Linked DNA regions of Homo sapiens: region 1 is linked to region 2. Evidence: chromatin loops called from intact Hi-C (ENCODE). Cell type or tissue: B cell. All regions are shown on one strand. Each heading gives the region's core, and the rest is flanking DNA. Links, peaks and the distances in the headings are about the cores only.

Region 1 (5,378 bases), core at 105-5,104, 82 kb after region 2:
TGCTCAAGGGAGGGTCAAGTGTGTTATTCAGGTCAGGTTCCAAACATATGATGACGGAATTGGTGGAAACATAGGTTAACCATGTTCTTTCCCAAGTCATAACTGTGCCTTTCTCATCCATTTGCATAAAAATCCCTGAGCACAAGTGCCTGCTCCAGTTCCCTTCCTGGGGACGCCCCCCGCATGCTGTGCTTATTAAAGGCACAGCCTGGCTGGGATCAGGACGCTCCTGTCTCACTCCTCACATTCTCCAGGCCCATTAATTGTGACAATTAGTGACACTTGTGTTTTGTGTCAGTATAATTCATAAATTCATGAATAAACAACAGTATTCTGAGAATTGATCACTCTTTCGCAGTGACTGGCAGCTTCTACAGAGCAAGGTCCCTGGGAACCATTTCAACATCCAAAGTACTTTGCATATTGGGGGCATGGTCCATCATCTGGTGAAATTTGCCTATGGAAGGAAGAAGGAGAAGGGAAATGAAGGAGGAAAGAAAAGAGGTGAGAGGGAAAGAGGGAAAGAGGGAAGGAGGGAAGGAAAAAAGGAAGGAAGGAAGAAAGGAAGGGAGGAAGGAAGAAAGGAAGGAAGGAAGGAAGGAGAGAGAAGGAAGGGAGAGAGGAAAGGAAGGAAGAAAGGAAGGAGAGAAGAAGGAAGGGAAGGAGGAAAGGAAGAAAAAAAAGAAAGGAGGGAAGAAGGGAGGGAGGATGAAGGCCAGGAAGGAGAGAAGGAAGAAGAGAGGCAGAGAGATCCCCTCCCCTCAACCCCCAAAACACCTTTTGGTACATTTTACCAACACCTGCATTTCAAAATGGTTCTGGAAGTTCTGGTTCTTGGTCTCATGTGTCAAGTTAGCTGCACACATATTTGCCGCACATCCCTCTGTGCCACCCTGGGAGTGCAGGGCCAGTTCTGAAGAGCCGTGCACTCGTGGCCATGGTCCAGTGGCCGTACAACAGCCTGGTGTCTATAACACAGGGCAATTCGAGTTTGGATCCATTTAAACATGTACTGCCTTTTGTCATTCACAGTTTCATGCATGTCACTCTTGTCTCCAGGATAAACTGGAGCAGAAACTGTCTCATTCAACGTGTGTGTTGCTGTAACCCCAGGTTCTACCACTGTCTTGAGCACACAGTAGGGAATTTAAGAAGCAGTTTATCTGGGGCTCTGAATGCATGGCTATTTCATACCTCAGCTCCCAACTCCAGGGGCCTACTCACCCTCCATGCAAGTGAAAACCCCCAGATACCTCTGCCCACCACTCACAGCCTCATCAACCCTCAGCGTTGGAAGGGCCTCTGGGGTGCAGGGTGTTCAGCAAGGTCCTGCAGCCCGCCCACCAGGCACCTCATGTCCCAACACGAACTGTTTACATATGTGATGAGGTTCTGCTCTTAATCCAATTATACCTTCATGTATGCACCCAGATTCTGTTGAGCACTCCCACTGGCATTAATGATATAGCATTGAAAGAAATAAAACCTAACAGAACAAACAGAAAGCCAGGGACAGTTAACTAACAGCAACAAGACCCTGTCCTCAAATAGCTGTCCTCCCACTGGGTGGACAGAGAGATGGGCATGCAGTGGGGAGGCATGAGTCCCTGAGTACAATCATCTGTCACCCTCCACTTGCACAGAGTGAAATCTCCTCCCTGAATGCTCAGCACTGGCAGGAAGGACACATGATGTGCTCAACTGGAAATTCAAGAAAGAGGGGGCTCCAGGGTCAGGCCCAGGGGAGAGGTCTCCTCTCTGCCATGAGGCTTCTTATGGGGACCACATTTTTCATTGGGTTTAATGACAGTGACAGTCCTGGCATCTGCTTAGAGGATGAGGTGGGGAGAGTTTTTATGCTAACTGCAACATGAGGATAAACACAGAGAACAGGCCTTGATCTACTCCAGAGGGTTTCCGGACACCCAGCGGGATGCATACACAGATGATGCAGCAGCAGGGACAGCCACGAGTCCCCGTTCACCTTGCCCCACCTTCCCTAGAAAACAACATGACCTCTTCTTGGACGACCAGCCTTCCTTTCAGTTCCTCATCTCATCTCATCTCATCTGATCTCAGCCCTATCCAAGGCTGGCTTCAGGTCTTCCCTCTCTGCTAGCTTCCTCTGCTACTGTCAACATGGGAAGGTGCCCTTTAAAAACAAACGAACAAACCAAAAGGAAGCAGACCCTAACTGGTTCCCCTGTCCCTACCCGGATACTGCACCAGCTCTCTGCTTCCATTCAAGGTGAAGCTTCTAGAAAGCACAGTCGCTGCTGAATGTCCTACTCCTCTCCTCCTACCTGTGCCCACCACTCACCACTCATGTGGCTCTCATGAGGCAGAGGATTCCCCTTTCTTCTCAGGCTTCCAGGGTGCAGAGCGCTCTCACTTCCTTCTCTGGGCTTCCAGGTATGGGGTAGGTCTTCCTGGAGTCCTCTGTGGCTACTTCCTCCAGCTGCTTTTATAATGTCAACATTGCCTAAAATCCATTCTCAACCTCCTCCTCATTTCTATTTGAAGGACCCCTTCCCTGGCTTCAGTTCCCACCACTGACTGATGACCCCTGATTGACACATCCAGCCCCTCCTCCCTGCACTCCAGGGCCTTGATACTCCACCTTCCTCCACTGTCTGGGGTTCCCACCTGGGGGTGCCACAGCACCTGGAGCTCTGTTGTCTCAAGCTGAATTCATTCCCCTTTCCCTCACAGTTCCCCACCACCCTGGAGAGGACATTCCAGGAAAGCAACATCCCTGGTTTTCCCATACACGCTCCCATGTATTTCAGATCTGTTTTTGCTGTTTCTAATGCCATTTGGTGACTCCCTGTAGTCTACAGGAATCGTTTCTGCTACCAACCGTTCTTGGAACAGCTTCACAATTTCTCCCACATCCCTATCTATAATTGACTTAATATTTTTCTTTAAATCATTGTAAAATCAACTCATATTTTATAATTTCGCCTTGTCTAAGAAACAGACTAGAGAGGTTACTTACTTTTTGTCTAATATTTATACAAATAAATTAAAACCTTGTGACGAGCCATTTATATTCCACTGACCTGAATAGCTGTAATGCTCACACTGTGCCCTGGGAGAGGCTGGCTGTGGCACCCAGGAGCTGCCCTCTCTACCCAGTCTTGGAGTGAAGATGCTGGGGTGTGTCCAGCCACTGGATTGTCATGCAGCTCCCTGAACACACACAGCTCCTTCATGCCTGACCACTAAGGGCTCTCAGACCCACCTGCCTGAGTGGAGGAGGACTGAAAATGATTCCAGAATGATCTCCTCTATCTCAGAAACCAGATAAAACATCTTTGACGTGGGAGCTGCAGTACTGAGCCCACAGCCCACACTCCCTGCTCATCACCCCAGCTCATCACACCATCACAGTCCTCACTCTGCAGACAGGGACACTGAGGCCCAGGGGTGAGTAGCTCCCAGGCTCACCTGGCTGGAACCTGGAGGAGGAATGTTTCAGCACCAGGTACGTCTGTCTTCTCTGCTTGCATCTTTCATCATGTGTCTGAATCCCAGCTCCATCTTTTGCTTTCCAACCTCTGTGAATCTGACTATCTTCATCTGTAAACCAGACCTGGCTTTAACGATTATTTCTTTTTTCTCCTTTTTTTTTTTTTTTTTTGAGATGGAGTTTTGCTGTGTTGCGCCCAGGCTGGAGTGCAATGGCACGATCTTGGCTCACTGCAACCTCTGCCTCCTGGGTTCAAGCGATTCTCCTGCCTCAGCCTCCTGAGTAGCTGGAATTACAGGCATGCACCACCACGCCCAGCTAATTTTTCTATTTTTAGTAAAGACAGGGTTTCACCATGTTGGTCAGGCTGGTCTCGAGCTCCTGACCTCATATATCTGCCCGCCTCAGCCCCCCAAAGTACTGGGTTACAAGCATGAGCCACTGCGCCTGGCCTTTAATGACTATTTCTTAGGATTTGGAGCCCAGTGAATTAAAATAATGTGTCTGAGGCATGTCCAAGTTGCTAGCAAAGAGAATCAGATAGTATCAGAGGCAAAGGCTAGGAGTAACACATATCAACTTGCCTTTCTATGTACTAGACCCTGGGCCTCTGAGGTGACTGGCAAAGGCCCTGGCGCACAGTGGGTGCTCAGTGAGTTTACTGACTGCATCTGCTGGAATCTTCCACACCCTTTCTCTTGCTCTCTTTGCCCAAGGTGTGTTGACCCTGAGCTGTTCCTCAAGTTGACCTCAGGAACCTGGCGTTTACAGAGCCCTCTGCCTAGGACATGTTCTCCTGGACATCAGTGAGGCTTGAGCCCTCCTTCCTTTTAAATATGTATGGAAAAGCCACCAGCTCAGGGAGGCCCTGCACATGCAACATAATGCACATGGCCCTGGAGGCCTCTCCTCCATTACCCTGTATTGTTTTTCTTCACAGCGCCTGTCACCACCTCTCAGATCATATATGTCTGTAGTTTATTGTTATATATTGTAATTCCCCCAAAAAATGTAAGTTCTGTGGTAACTGGGACTTGGTGTAGCCACCACTGTGCCCCAACACTGCCTGACACATAGTAGGCATTCAATAAATATTTCTGAATGAACATATATGAATAACATCATAAATAAATATACACATGAATAAATGATGAGAATGCCTGAACTCAGCTCCACGGAGCAGAGGCTGCACCTGAATGGTTCTCTGTTTTATCCCAGGCTCTAGAACAAAGCCTGGCAAACAGAAGACACTCTGTTTTGTGGAATGAATGAATGTATAAATGAATGAGTGGATGGATGACTTCCATAATATTTATAATCTATAATATCTCTCTTCTGCCATTTATTTTTTAACTGCCATGAATTCCAGATATTTCTAGGCATGTCCAGATTTAACATATGTTGGCCTTAGTGACCTCATCTGGTTGTGCTGCCATTTACTGAGCTGACTGTCATGGCTGTCACCGTGGGAGACCCTTGGGGAATGGTTCATCGGTTTAGGACTGAAAACAGACCCTCTGGGAGGCCACACCGCAACCACGAAGGGTCCAGGGGGTGGACGTGTGGGGAGATGGACTGATTCCTCAGTTTTACACACCATCTGGGAAGGCCAGGCCCTTTATTAAAGAGAATCAATATTTGTACAGTCGGTAGATTGTAAAATTTTATAGTTGTAAAGTGACAGGTTTTCCTAACTGGCCCCCAAAGAGATATAAAACCCGACGGCAAAAGTTACCTGATGATCCCACAATAGGTGGCAACTGCAGAACACAGAGAACACGAGGGGCCACTTCACGCATGACAGAGAGAGCATGAGGGGCCACCTCACGCATGACACAGAGAACACGAGGGGCCACCTCATGCATGACACAGAGAACACGAGGGGCCACCTCATGCATGACACAGA
Region 2 (5,378 bases), core at 164-5,163:
ATACTTTTTCAGCAAAATACTAGTGATATATATTTTATATGGATCTGGCTAAGAAATAGATCAAAAAGTACATAGATTGTGCCCAAATTTATTAAACTATTGTTTAATTTTAAAATCAGTATAATAGGCCAGGTGCAGCGACTCACACCTCTAATCCCAGCACTTTGGGAGGCCGAGGTGGGCAGATCACTTGAGCTCAGGAGTTCGAGGCCAGCCTGCCAACATGGCAAGACCCCATCTCTACTAAAAATACAAAAATGAGCTGGGCATTGGGGTGTGCACCTGTAGTCCCAGCTACTCAGGAGGCTGAGGTGGGAGAATTGGTTGAACCCAGAACGTGGAGGTTGCAAAGAGCCAAGATCACACCATTGCCCTCTAGCCTGGGTGACAGAGTGATACTCTGTCTCAAAATAAATAAATAAATAAAATTAGTATGATATTAATAACTAAAGATAAGACTTTTTAAGTCATGCTTTAATGAACATGAATAGATGCTATTTTTTGAAATACATTTTATTTTTGCAAATTATTTTTGAATAGAATTATTTAATAGGCTTATCAATAGAATAAAACAAATTGATTTGTGTATGAACATGTTCATAAGTATGTACATATATAATTTTTTAAAAATTATCTGTAGTGCTTCTGTGCCATTTATTCTCAAATGTATCTTAGTTTCACTGATAAATTGTAGGGTCATCTTACCTTTAGGGTTTTCAGCAACCATGGAAACTAAAATATTTTCAACAAGTGCTTCCATAGACAAGAGCTCTCATTGTTTCCTGGACTTTTGACTAAGATCCAGTGTAGATAAGAGCTATTTATTCCACTAAAAAGTGGCAATTCTACATGGGTGTAAGCTGTAGCTCTGGACCAGACAGCAGGGCGGGGTGTGGACACTGCCTGATCCCTGGAGGAAGGTCGGTGACGTCTCCCACCCGCCAAGCACTAAGATTGGGCCGGGCACTCTGTGAGATTGTTATGCGTGGATAGACTCGGAGTCAGGCCTAACGCTGCAGGGCAAACCTGCTAGAGAATGTTTTCCCTCGAACTTGATCTTCCTCTTGCCCAGCCTTAGAGAGGACACTTGGAAAAATGCTGCCTTTTCCATTGTGATCTGCCTCTGGTGAGCTGGGAGGAAAGCGGCCATGAGTTCAAAAGGACGGACGGAAAATCTCCTTAGGGTTGGCAAAGAGCAGCTTTACCACAGAACAGATGGAGTCTTGGTTTCTGTGGACTGCTGGTATTTTTATTATTGGTGCTTCTTTTTTGGTAGAGGAGGAGATGGAAGGTGGAGAGATGAGGATGGAGGGGGAGGAGGCTTGCCCCCTGCTCTCTGTCCTCTGCTAGCCACAGTTCTGCTGCTAAGTTCTTGTATCTCTTTTAGAATTTGAAATATCTGTTAATGTTTATTTTTATTTTCATTTTAAAAAATAACAATAGATTTTATTTTTGTGAGCCATTTTAGGTTTATAGACAAATTGAGCAGAAAATACAGAGAGTTCCTATACATGTCCCGCACACCATTTCTCTGTTATTGACATTTTGCATTGGAGTGGTACGTTGTTAAAATTGATGAGCCGATATTGATACATTGGCCCAAATCTATAATTTCCACCAGGGTTTATGCTTGGTGTTCTGCATTCTGTAGGTCTGGGCAAATATGACAGGAATCCACCATTACAGTATCCAGAGGAGCTCCCCTGCCCTACAAATCCTCTGTGCTCCACCTGCTCCTCTCTGCCTCCACCCGAACCTCTGGCAACCACTGTCTTCATAATTTTGCCTTTTTCAGGATGTCGTGTAGTTGGAATCACACAGTCTGTAACTTTTTCAGGTTGGCTTCTCTCACTTAGCCATAAGCACTTAAGTTTTCTCCATGACTTTCCCTGACCTGATACCTCATTTCTCTTTTTCCCCGAAGCTCTTGCATCTGTTGCCTGTGTAAGGAAGCTGTATATTGCGCCTGACACCACATCGCCCTTCTGACAGCTGTAGTTACCCATAGAATTCTCAGTTCTGCCTGCAACCCAAGGAGACGAGCATTCCTGTCTTCATTTTACAGAGATGACAGGATAAGCCATGTGCCGTAAGCCACACAGCTGGACCCCTAAATCCAGGATTCCAGCCCTTGGCCTCCCTGGGCTACAGGGGCTGCAAGGACCAGCGACAGCAGCAGCACCAGGAACCCTGTTACAAATGCAGAGTTTCAGGCCCTTACCCACACCTACTACATCCCGATCTGCATTTTAACAAGAACCTGAATGGAGCTTTGTCGTTTCCAAGGCAGAGCCAGCCTCTCCATGGGCACACAGAACTGCATACTTCTGTGGACTTGGGGCAAATCTGCTTTATCACACTTTTTACAAAATAGTTAGGGTTCTCACGGTATTTTGCAAGACTACAAGGTAAGAGCTTATCTTGGGATAGGAGGATCCATCTCCATTCTGGAGGTGCAAAGAAAATGGGTCTCAGACTTCAAGCTCTGAGCCTCAAATGCTAGACCTCTTCCTCTGCTTTCCTCTCTCCACCACCAGCATTTCATCCCAGACTCTGCTCAACGCAGCTCAGCAACAGAGAAATGAGAAGGGGACTTGGCTTCAGCAAGAGTGAACTTACTTGGATGCTCCAGGGAGGCAGGAAGGTGCAGGGGTGGACACTATAGATGTGGAAGGTAGGAATTCTCAGCGTGATTCCCATTCTGGATACCTCCCAGGAACCAGCCTGGAGGATGAGGGCAGGGGCAGTATAGCCCAGGACACAGGTACAGAGGCGGGAAGTCACCAGCACAGCAGGATGGTCTGTACCACAAGCCATGGAGGGGTGTGGGTGCCACCTTTGGAGAAGGAAAGAGGTAGCATCTATAGGGAGTGTCCTTTAAGCTGAGTGTTGACAAATGAGAAGGCAGCTTCAGTTCTGCCTCGCTCCAATGATAGCAATCCTTTTGTTTCTGATTATAATACTGGGTACTTGAACTCTACTGACCTACAATATGCAGTCTCTGTCAACAGTAAGAGCATCTGCCCTTGTAGCAGCCCTCATGCGGAACAAGATCTCTGACAGACGGCTAGCACATATTACTCTTAATTATCATAACTGCCAACAAGGTTGGTATCATTGCTCCTGTTTTTGGATGGGAAATCAAAAGTCCAGAGAGCATAAGTGTTACTTCCCAGGTCATCCAGCTGCAAATGAGAATGTGTTTGAACTGCCAAGGGTATTTGTGAATTTGAGTGTTGATGTGGGCTCCACAGTCTGTTGATATTTTTTCATGCAACCCTCACTTATCACCACTGGCTTGTGTTTACTGGGGCTTGCATATATCCAACAGAAGAGGTGGACTAAGTCAGCATGTGAGCTTTTAAAAAAATTAGCATTTAAATAAAGGAAACAGTCATAAAATGTTGTTCACCAGTAGTAACTCAACTCTGCTTAGGAAACATCACTTGGGCACTTATTATGAGCAAGGTGGTCTATTAGGGGTTAAGGTTGTCAGGTTGAGCAAGGTACCTTTATGACAGAAAACACGTACAAATTCAGATTGAGCATCTGTGATGTGCCTCCTATAGATACAGAAGTGAATGCAGCTAGGACCAGTCAAAATTTTACATTTCGGGGAAAGGCAGTTTGCTCAGCTTAGCTGTTGACTAGTCCTAACGTGTTAGGACTGAGTGGCAGCTAGATTTCCTCATATAAGTATGTCCTCTTCCCATGTCAGAGAAATGCCATAAAGGCCAAAAATCATCTCAGATTTGAAAGCTCTTTGAAATTTATGTAGTGCTAAACAATGCAAGCCATGGTTATTTTGCTTGAGATATTTTCCTGTCTGTAGTTTACAGCTGAATAATACTCACAGGGTTTTTTTCACCTTTGTGAGTATTATAGGCATAACTTGCAAAACTGCAAATACAAGGCCTTTGAACGTCAATCAGTCCACCATGTAGCCTGTGGTGTTGATGGATTATTTCATAGAAAGTTGACTGGGCTCACTTCCTGTTGTGAGGTGAGGCTTTAGGAAGCTGAATAATTCAAGGGATGGTTGATCGGCTGAGACCATAAATTCTCAGACAAATTTCAACAGAACCTGGAGGCACACTTGTAAATAGATGAGACTGAAAAGGAAACACAGATCCTGTCTTTGACAGACAAATGTCTCTCTCCAAGCTAAGAATGCAAGTGCCTTATAGGGGCCTGAACTTAATTTATAGCCTTGAGATAGAGCCCCAGACCTCAGAAGAGAAGGAGTTTGGGCCACCTTCTCATCCAAGGTCACGTCCATACCACACGCCCAGCATCCCTAACACATAACCATTCAGCCTGTGTCAGTTATCAACTGCCGCATAACAAATGCCCCCATTCCTTGTGACTTAGAACAATACATGCACTTGCATGATTCTGAGCTTGGTGTCCTGGTCCCTGCTGGTCTCACCTGAGCCCACTCAGGTGACAACCCTAAGCAGCCAGCTTGGTGGAGGAAGGGGCATCCCGGCCTACTGGGGTGGCTCTTTCTTGCTCCATACAGTCTCTCATGCTCCAGGAGACTGAGAACAAGCTTTGCAATATGATGGCAGACGTGTTCTGAGAGAGATAGCAGATGCCATAAAACCCAAGGTCTACCCTACACAGTCAAATTGACAAGTATGAAGAATCTCAAGACATGGAAATAGGCAGATGTAATGCTTATGGCCTGTGCCCTTGTAATTAGACTTTTTATCTTGAGATAATTGTAGAATCACATTCACATACCATTATAAGATATATAATACAGAAAAAACTCATGTACCCTTTACTCAGTTTCCCCTACAGGCAACATCTTGCAAAATCATAGCACATTATCATAACCAGGATATTGACATTGACAAGGTCAAGTCACAGAAAATTTCTATCATCCAGCGATCCTTGGAGTCTAGGAGTTGGAAACAAGCCAATAAGCCAGCGATTCCCACCAGCAAGGGCATCCTCAAATGCCCTTTTGTAACCACACCCATTCCTTCCTGCACCCCACCGTCCTCAATGCCTGGCACCACTAATCTCGTCTCTATTTCTAGAATGTGGTCATTTCAAGGCTATTATAATAATGGAATTGTGGCATATGTAACGTTCGAGGGTTGGGTTTTTTTTTTCACTCAGCATAATGCTCTGGAAATTTAGGGAAGTTGTTTGTTTCTTTTTACTACTGAGTAGTAGCCTTAAGTATGCTGATACTTTTTTTTTTTTTTGAGACGGAGTCTCGCTCTGTCTCCCAGGCTGGAGTGCAATGGCAAGATCTCTGCTCACTGCAAGCTCTGCCTCCCGGGTTCACGCCATTCTCCTGCCTCAGCCTCCTGAGTATCTGGGACTACAGGCGCCTGCCACCATGCCCGGCTAATTTTTTGTAT

What was found. A loop is a pair of places that touch in the nucleus more often than their neighbours do. Peaks named below come from ENCODE experiments on the same cell type or tissue, not always from the same donor. Only the 100,000 strongest peaks of a DNase experiment are listed, where the experiment ranks them.
Region 1: it touches region 2 in a loop (5-fold over the local background); 1 of 110 quality-filtered maps calls a loop at or near these places.

What each region holds. Positions count from the first base shown.
Region 1 is chr22:48,116,814-48,122,191 of GRCh38, forward strand. No RefSeq gene overlaps it. Among named protein-coding and RNA genes, the nearest start is that of MIR3201, 150 kb to the right of the region's middle. In B cell, for the core only: no CTCF peak of the experiment used is centred there; a DNase peak (open chromatin) is centred at 2,108.
Region 2 is chr22:48,035,089-48,040,466 of GRCh38, forward strand. No RefSeq gene overlaps it. Among named protein-coding and RNA genes, the nearest start is that of MIR3201, 240 kb to the right of the region's middle. In B cell, for the core only: no CTCF peak of the experiment used is centred there; no DNase peak of the experiment used is centred there; H3K27me3 peaks cover 425 bases.